Linked DNA regions of Homo sapiens: region 1 is linked to region 2. A link is an interaction called in ENCODE POLR2A ChIA-PET data of the cell type or tissue named here. Cell type or tissue: HepG2. All regions are shown on one strand. Each heading gives the region's core, and the rest is flanking DNA. Links, peaks and the distances in the headings are about the cores only.

Region 1 (4,391 bases), core at 216-4,215, 80 kb before region 2:
TTCACCGTGTTAGATAGTCTCAAACTCCTGATCTCATGATCCACTGGCTTCGGCCTCGCAAAGTGCTGGGATTACAGGCATGAGCCACTGCGCCCAGCCCCTGGTGATCTTTTCTAAGGCTGCTTTCTCCACTATTCTCCATTTCCTTTTATTTTTAAATTTTTCTGTAGAGATGAGGTCTCCCTTTGTTCCCCAGGCTGGAGTGCTGTGGTGCAATCATAGTTCACTGAAGACTCAAACTCCTAGGCACAAGCAATCCCCACCTCAACCCCCGAGTAGCTGGGACTACAGGTACACACCGTCACGCATGGCTAATTTTTAAATTTTTTTGTAGAGACGGGGTCTTGCCATGTTTATCAGGCTGGTTTTGGACTCCTGGCCTCTAGCAATAAGACTGCCTCAGCCTCCCAAAATGCTGGGATGACAGGTGTGAGCCATTGCACCCAGCCTACTCTCCCATCTTACCGTCCTGCTTATTTTCTCTTGTAATTATCTCATTTATTTGTTTGTTTGTTGCTTGTCTTGCCTTTAAGGCTGCACACTTCATTTGAGCAGGATCTTATCTGTTTTGTTCACCAATGCACCTGGGCACATAGCATAGTGCCTGACACTTAGTAGATGCTCAATTAATATTTGTAAATTCTTTTTTTTTTTTTTCCTTGAGACAGTCTCACTCCGTCACCCAACCTGGAGCACAGTGATGCAATGTTGGCTCACCGCAACCTCTACCTCCTGGGATCAAGGGATCCTCCCACCTCAGCCTGTGGAGTAGCTGAGACTACAGGCACGTAGTCCCACACCTGGCTAATTGTCGTATTTTTTGCAGAGATGGGGTTTTACCATGTTGCCCAGGCTTGTCTCAAACTCCTGAACTCAAGTGATCTGCCCACCTTGCCCTCCCTAAATGCTGGGATTACAGGTATGAGCACCATCATGCCTAGCCAATATTTGTTAATTCGTTAACCAAACCTCTAAAAGCTCAATGAAGTTTTAGTTCTAGCCTAAAATCTATGCTGGTAAAACAGGATAAATTGGTGGCTTATTGCTCACATGTCAGAAGGCTCCTTTGTTTTATAAAAAGATTCAAGGCAGATTTCAAAAAGAATTAAGCTTCACTTTCAAAAATTCCTTTTATGTTCAGATTTTCAGGAACATGGAAACGGTATTACAGGAAGTGATCTACATCTTATCGCTCCCACATGTGCAGCATTTAATATGTAAAGATTGCTAAAGATGCTATGTCTCCCAAACTGTGTGTACTTCTCATTAAATGTTTTTCTGTCTCCTTTCATTGGGAAAAGCCATAAAATGGCAAGGCAGGTGAATAAACAGCAGTGACAATTCTTTTTTTTTTTTTTTTTTGAGACGGAGTCTCGCTCTGTCGCCCAGGCTAGATAGAGTGCAGTGGTGCGATCTCGGCTCATTGCAAGCTCCGCCTTCCGGGTTCATGCCATTCTCCTGCCTCCGAGTAGCTGGGACTACAGGTGCCCGCCACCACGCCAGGCTAATTTTTTGTATTTTTAGTAGGGACGGGGTTTCACCGTGTTAGCCAGGATGGTCTCGATCTCCTGACCTCGTGATCCGCCCGCCTCGGCCTCCCAAAGTGCTGCGATTACAGGCATGAGCTACCACGCCTGGCCTGTTTTATTTTATAATTGTATGAAGAATAAAGTAAATTAATGTTTATAATAACATATGGTATAGAAATTCCTAGGAGCTGAACTAAAGCAAACTAAAAAACAAACAAACAAACAAACAAACAAACAAAAAACTTATAATGAGTATTTGTGAGTTAGGCATATTTTATCTTTTAGTATAAAATACAAATATAATTTTGTATGGATATCTCTAGTTAATTTTCATTCATTGATTACTCCTTACATCACTTAAGTCAGCAGGTTCATTTCCTTTTGAAATATGCTGATGCAGAAAATAGCAACTAACTGAGCCAGTTTTGTGACCAAAGATAGCTAGTCACAGTGGAGCTAGTTGGGAACAGAGCACAAAGCCCTGACTCACCGTGTAGCCTTTCCTCGTTGTGAAACCTTTCTCCTTCCTGTTTACATTTTCACTTCAGCCAACATATATTGCGTACCTAGAAGGGGGCTAAACATAGCACAAGGTAGAAACCAATAAGGCCTGGGCTGTTTGGCTTTCCCTCCCAGGACTCATATAGTAGGATCTTCCCTCTAACACAATAAAGGAATTTGGATTTTGTGCAGCTGCGAAAGGACAAATGCCCACTGCAGGGCTAAAACTCCAAGCAGAAGTTATCAAGTGGAGGCAAACATTTTGCTTCTTGGAAGTTGCTCTTTATTAGACTTTGGTGGTAAAGATATGTTAGTTCCAACTACAGATTAAGATGTTTATGGTCTCTTACAACCATATTGTTTAGCATTTCGTGTTTGGACTTTTTGCAAGTAACTTACAAAAGAAATTGATTTTTTTACACAATAGCAAAGAGGATTTGTTCGTTTATTTATTGAGATGGAATCATTCTGTCGTCCAGGCTGGAGTACAGTGGAGTGATCCCGCCTCACTGCAACCTCTGCCTCCTCAGTTCAAGCGATTCTCCTGCCTCAGCCTCCCAAGCAGCTGGAATTACGGGCACCCGCCACCACACTCGGCTAATTTTTGTATTTTTAGTAGAGACGAGGTTTCACCATGTTGGCCAGGCTGGTCTCAAACTCCTGACCTCAGGTGATCCGCCCGCCTCGGCCTCCTGAAGTGCTGGGATTACAGGCGTGAGCCAGTGTGCCCCGCCTGTTTATTTATTTATTTTTTGAGATAGGATCTCTTCGGCTGGGCGCGGGCTCACGCCTGTAATCCCAGCACTTTGGGGGGCCGAGGCGGGTGGATCACGAGGTCAGGAGATCGAGACCATCCTGGCTAACAGGGTGAAACCCCGTCTCTGCTAAAAATACAAAAAATTAGCCGGGCATCATGGCGGGCGCCTGTAGTCCCAGATGCTCGGGAGGCTGACGCAGGAGAATGACGTGAACCCGGGAGGCGGAGCTTGCAGTGAGCCGAGATCGCGTCACCGCACTCCAGCCTGGGCGACAGAGCGAGACTCCGTGTCAAAAAATAAAAAAGAGAGATAGGATCTCGCTCTGTCACCCAGGCTAGAGTGCACTGGGGTGATAATGGCTCTCTGCAGTCTTGACCTCCCAGGCTCAAGCGATCCTCCACCTCAGCCCGCCTCAGCCTCCTGAATAGTTGGGACTACAGGCGTACGCCACCATGCTTGGCTAATTTTTAATTTTTTTGTAGAGATGGAGGTCTCACTTTGTTGCCTAAGCTGGTCTCAAACTCCTGGGCTTAAGGGATCCTTTTGCCTTGGCCTCGCAAAGTGCTGGGATTACAGATGTGAGCCACTGCACTCGTCCAAGAGCATTTAAACATACATTAAATCATACTGCTACCCAAAAGATTTCTTCTAAGTATTCAAATTTTCCTAACCTCTAATCTCTGTGGCTTCTCTGAGTGTGGCTGTAATTCACTGGATAATAACAACAAACACATAGGCTTAATAAGTGCTTTACATGTATATTAACTCAATCCTCCCAACGACTGTAAGTGTTAGAGTTTATTATTATCTCCATGTTACAGATGAAAAACTAATGCCCTTGAGATCAACTACTTTGCTTAAGGCCACGCAGCTCAGAATGGCAATTGGACCCCAGTAGGCCCCAGAGCCTGTATCATCAGCCACCACAATATACAAGCCTAATTAGCTCACATGAGAAACTTTGCATAATGCCTTTGAAAAATTTAGTTTTTCCCTTACATTGTTTTCTGTTCTGATCTATTCACATGTTTAAGCCAGAAAAACAACGTTATCTCAATCATTAGGAATACAGAACTAGGAAACATTTAATATCTATTATGCAGTATAACCAAAAGAAATCTTGAAAAAAAACACAAGAGAGGTATCTTTTTTAGGCCTCAGAAGGACTTAGGGAAAGGGAAAATGTCCTTTCCCTTTCAATTATAAAGGTGATGTTTAATTTCTTGGGAGAGGGTAGTCTTGTCATTTTTTTTAGTCATTTTTTTAAATGCAGCTTCTCACCTTTTTTTTTTTTTCAGACGGAGTTTCACTCTTGTTGCCCAGGTTGGAGTGCAATGGCGTGACCTCGGCTCACTGCAACCTCCACCTCCCAGATTCAAGTGATTCTCCTGCCTCAGCCTCCCTAACAGCTGGGATTACAGGCATGCGCCACCACCCCTGGCTAATTTTCTATTTTTAGTAGAGACGGGGTTTCTCCATGTAGGTCAGGCTGGTCTCGAACTCCCGACCTCAGGTGATCCACCTGCCTCAGCCTCCCAAAGTGCTGGGATTACAGGCGTGAGCCACTGCGCCCGGCCCTTCTCATCTGTTTTTTACAGCTCAC
Region 2 (4,387 bases), core at 388-4,387:
TTGAGTATCTTCCAAAGCCCACCTTATAGGCAATGACCTCTTCTGCCAAAAGATAGGACTGTGCAAACGCAGTGTGTAACTTCCTGAGTGACTGTGGTGAAGTCAGTCACATTTCATTCTAAGTAGTAAGTAATGCAATCATATTCCCTACAGTTTCTGAGGCCCCGCTGGGGCATCAGGGTCTCCAGGTGCCACTGCTAACACTAGCGGAAAATATTCTTTCGAAATTTCCTTTTGCTACAAATGAGAGATTTGGTGGCTATGGCAGAACAGTCTTTGGCCAACAGAGTTAGGAAATGGTTCAATGAGCACACTCTAGAGGAACCTGAAAGGCAGTGACATGGATAAGGGGGTTGAGTGAACCTGTTCCACTAATCTCTGAGAGCTCATGTGAGAACCGGCCTGAGGGAGGAGGTAACGTGAGACAGGAGTGACTCGAGAGGATCAGTAGTCACAGGCTTCCTGGTGTGAACTTTATAAAAACAGCACCCTCAAATCAACCATCCCCCTAGAAAAAAGAGGAATGAAAAAATCACCTTTTGGGGATGGTAAGCAGTAAGGTTTTAAGACTATGAGTAACAAAAATGTGTAGTGGGTAAGTTGAGGCAAGGAGAGAAAGGAGAGAGGAAGGAGCTGCTGGGTGCATTTCAAAGCTATGCTAAGGAATTCAGGTTAAATATAACCAAACTCTTTCAAGCATCAGAAACTTCTCCCAGCCCCAACCTCTGCCAGTGGAATCTTACCAGGAGCCCAATATATGAAACAGATCAAAGCGGAGATATTCTGTTTTATCTTGCTAACTTTAAAGTTCGTATTAGTAGAGCAGTTAGTAGAGGAAGCTCTAGAACTGAGCAGCCTCTTACCTTCAGGTATACGTTTTTAATAGCCGCCTCATTGAGCCCTCGCCACTGGTCTTCTTTGGCCTTGGCCTCCTTCAAGTCCACGAAGTAACCAGTGACCGGAGTCCGCCCGGAGTGGACTGGCGGCTTCCACTGGAGAACCAGTGAGTCTTTCCTGACTTCACTACACTTGAGACTGTGCGGTGGTCCTGAGAGAGAGAGAAGCCAATGAGTAGAAATCATAACAGAGAAAACTCGTCTCCACACGTTTAGAACCACTTGTAAGTCTTCAAGCTAATCTAACACTGGTGTTCTTTTTTCAAAATCTAGCTTTCCCATGAAAAATAAGTATTCTGTGGTCATTTCACAACGTTTTCGTACTGCTCTACATTAGCCCACTGAGTCCCTTTAAGGGTGGCAGGTAGGTAAGGCCACTCTGAGGTGCCTCTCAAAGGGTGGACCCAAAACTTCCCTTCAGGCCATTCTCTGGCCTGCATTAGTCTCAAAGACCTTTTATTGGAACAGTCTGATTTAGCTGCAGATTCATATTTTTTGATTTTTATTTTTAGACACAGGGTTTTGCCCTGTTACCCAGGCTGGAGTGCAGTGGTGTGATGGTAGCTCACTGTAACCTCGAGCTCCTGGGCTCAAGGGATCCTCTCACCTTAGCCTTCTGAGCAGCTGGACCTACAAGTGTGCACCACCACACCCGGCTAATTTTTTAAGTTTTTATAGAGATAGGGTCTTGCTGTGTTGACCAGGCTGGTCTTGAACTCTTGGGTTCAAGTGGTTCTTCTGCCTCAGCCTCCCAAAGTGTTGGGATTACAGGTGGGAGCCACCATATCTGGCACCCAGTTTCAGATAATTTTTGAGTGACAGCCTAAAATTTCCCCTTAATCTCAAATAGTATAAAGAAAGCAGCTCTATTTGATGGCATATGAATATAGAGAGTAATAGCTCTTTCAAAGGAAAAAGCATCACTCCCAATTGGAGGAAAATCTTCCCCGTAAAGAGTATGCGCAGCCCACAAATGGGTAAAAACAAACGATAGGTTATGGTTTACAAAATCCTTTTACCAAATTAAATATAATCAATCCTATGGGCCCTGCATCTGCACTAAATACTGCCAGGTACCTTACATTCATTTATCTCCCTCTTCCTTAAGACAATTAACAGAAAGAAAGCTCAGAGAAGCCAAGACACTTCATAACCCTCTGCAGGGAGAAAGCCAAAATGTGGCCTGTATGAATGCTATTCACATTCTTGGCAAAGTCCAAACTACTAAGTGATTGCCTGTATCTTTGCATGACCACCAGCTGCTACGCAGGTGAAAAAATTTATTTTTTCCTTTCCTTTTTTTTTTTTTAAATAACAACTGACATCTAGCCAACCAATCAAAATCACCTGAAGTGACTCACAGTAGCCTGAAAGCCAACTTGTAGAAGGACATACTCTGTTATGCCATGCTTTGGTGTTGTGTAATTGATAGTTCAATATTTGTTTGGCCCTTTACCTTGGCTTCATGGCTACAAATATGCGTCATGCTTGCCTTCCGATGTTTTGTATAAAGCTATATTTAAATATTAATACCAAATACCTCACACGAATGTGGCATGTTCTGTTTTGCAAAGGGCTTTTATAACCATGATCTTGTGTCATCCTGAGAACCCAGGGAGGCATCTAGATTGGGAGCAGTATCCCTGCCCTACAGATGAGGAACTATGCTCTGCTGTTTCCTAGCAGCTCTAGTCTAGGGAAAAGCAGACCTAGTTTCCTACCCTAATTATGCTACTTGTTACCTCTGTGACCCTCTGGGCATCATTTAACCTGAGTGTCAATTTTTTCATCTGTAAAACAGGATGACAAAACATTCTTATTGCTTTCTTCCATAAGGGATTTCTTGAAGTGAGACTTGCTTTACACTACTCAGTAAGTCAAGGATGGGACTGAGAAGCCAGGGTGTCAGGAGGGTGGAGGGCTGCCCCCTCCATTTCTTCTCTAAGTTGACAGCGCTCACCTGCAACCTTTCTTTGTCAACTGCATCACTTTTTTTTAAAGACAGACAGAGCCTCACTCTTATCCAGGCTGGAGCACAGTGGTGTGATCACAGCTCACTGCAGCCTTGACCTCGTGAGCTCAAGCAATCCTCCTGAGTAGCTGGGACTACAGGCATGCACCATCATGCCCAGCTAATTAAAAAACATTTTTTAAGAGATGAGGCCTCACCACGTTGCCCAGCCTGGTCTTGAACCCCTGGGCTCAGGCAATCCCCCTGCCTCAGCCTCCCAAAGCACTGGGATTACAGGAATGAGCCACCGCACCCAGCCAACGACATCACTTTTGATCAAAAAAAATTTCTACAGGCCTGCTCGGAATTTCTTAGTCTCTAGTCGATTGCATTTCACTTTACTCAGGAATTGCAAGAATTTGAAAATAGACCCACTTTTATGCAGGTGGCAGAAAGGACTTAAGAAATACCAACTGGCCTCAAGGAACTGCAAGGAAAGAGCAATGTGTTTGTCTCTCTCTATTTGCTGAAGTCGAGAGAGCACCTGAACTGCTCTTGAGTTTCTCTTGGAATCTTGTTATTCACACCTGACAGAGAAGTTCAGCAAAGGCAACGTGATGGTCTTCAAGGGCAAAGGGTTTCAAACAGAGGAAGCAAGAGGCACCAGGGACATAAAATCACCCCCCGCATACCTTACTATTGCTAGTTTAAATCTTAACGGCTTAGTAAATTTGCATTCAATTTTTATTTTATTTTATTTTGTCTTTATAACTCTGTAAGAGTTACAAGCAAGGTAAGTTTCCCCCAGCCCCATCCTCGCCCCACTTCCCACTTTCTTCCCTGCCCACCCAACCACTCCCTATGATGACCTCTGAAGAACAGTATTTGCCAGGTTCCAGGAAATTTCTTTTGGCTCAGAGTTTGGAAAATGCTTAGAGAGAAAGGGCTGGAAAAGTCAGTGCAGAGAGGCAAGCGGAGAGAGGTCAGCCTTAAACCCTAGACAGGTGCACGAAATCCATCCATGTGATATGATGAAGAGCTGGGAGGAGGGAGAAGGAGAGCCTAAGAAGCCACATAGCTTGGGTATGGAGGGAGAGATTTTGGGGGGCTAATAAATGAGAACCTTCCCAGCAGCATAACAATATATGAGAACAAAGAAGTGCAGGGAGAAGTGTTTGAGAAATTTTGCTGTGGGATATAAATTGGATAACCTTTAAGTGGCCTTTCAGAAGCAAAAACAAAGATTGGAATTCCTTTTAAACATTCATTTGCACTCAAGCCGGCTGCCTGTGCTAATCCTACTCCTCGCACAGGCTGAGCGATGAGGGCTCTAGGATTTACTGGGAACACAAGCATAAGGAATTTATACTCAGTTTTACATTGCTACCTATTATTTAATATTATCATTAAAATATTTTAGGTAAACACAAGGGGCCAAGAGAATTCTTTTCCCTTAAATATTGACCATATAGTACTTTGAATTTCATTCCAGGTTGTAGGTTCTCTTGGAGGAAATTCCGAGGTGCGGTGTGGAGGCAGG

What was found. Peaks named below come from ENCODE experiments on the same cell type or tissue, not always from the same donor. Only the 100,000 strongest peaks of a DNase experiment are listed, where the experiment ranks them.
Region 1: POLR2A ChIA-PET joins it to region 2 with 5 read pairs; 4 of 35 experiments call an interaction of 5 or more read pairs at or near these places.

What each region holds. Positions count from the first base shown.
Region 1 is chr18:3,035,541-3,039,931 of GRCh38, forward strand. No RefSeq gene overlaps it. Among named protein-coding and RNA genes, the nearest start is that of LPIN2, 25 kb to the left of the region's middle. RefSeq lists a silencer at 3,451-3,745. In HepG2, for the core only: no CTCF peak of the experiment used is centred there; a DNase peak (open chromatin) is centred at 2,061.
Region 2 is chr18:3,115,468-3,119,854 of GRCh38, forward strand. It overlaps MYOM1 (myomesin 1), which reads right to left. Exons shown (of 38, transcript NM_003803.4): 21 at 864-1,048. Among named protein-coding and RNA genes, the nearest start is that of MYOM1, 100 kb to the right of the region's middle. In HepG2, for the core only: no CTCF peak of the experiment used is centred there; DNase peaks (open chromatin) are centred at 2,244 and 2,942.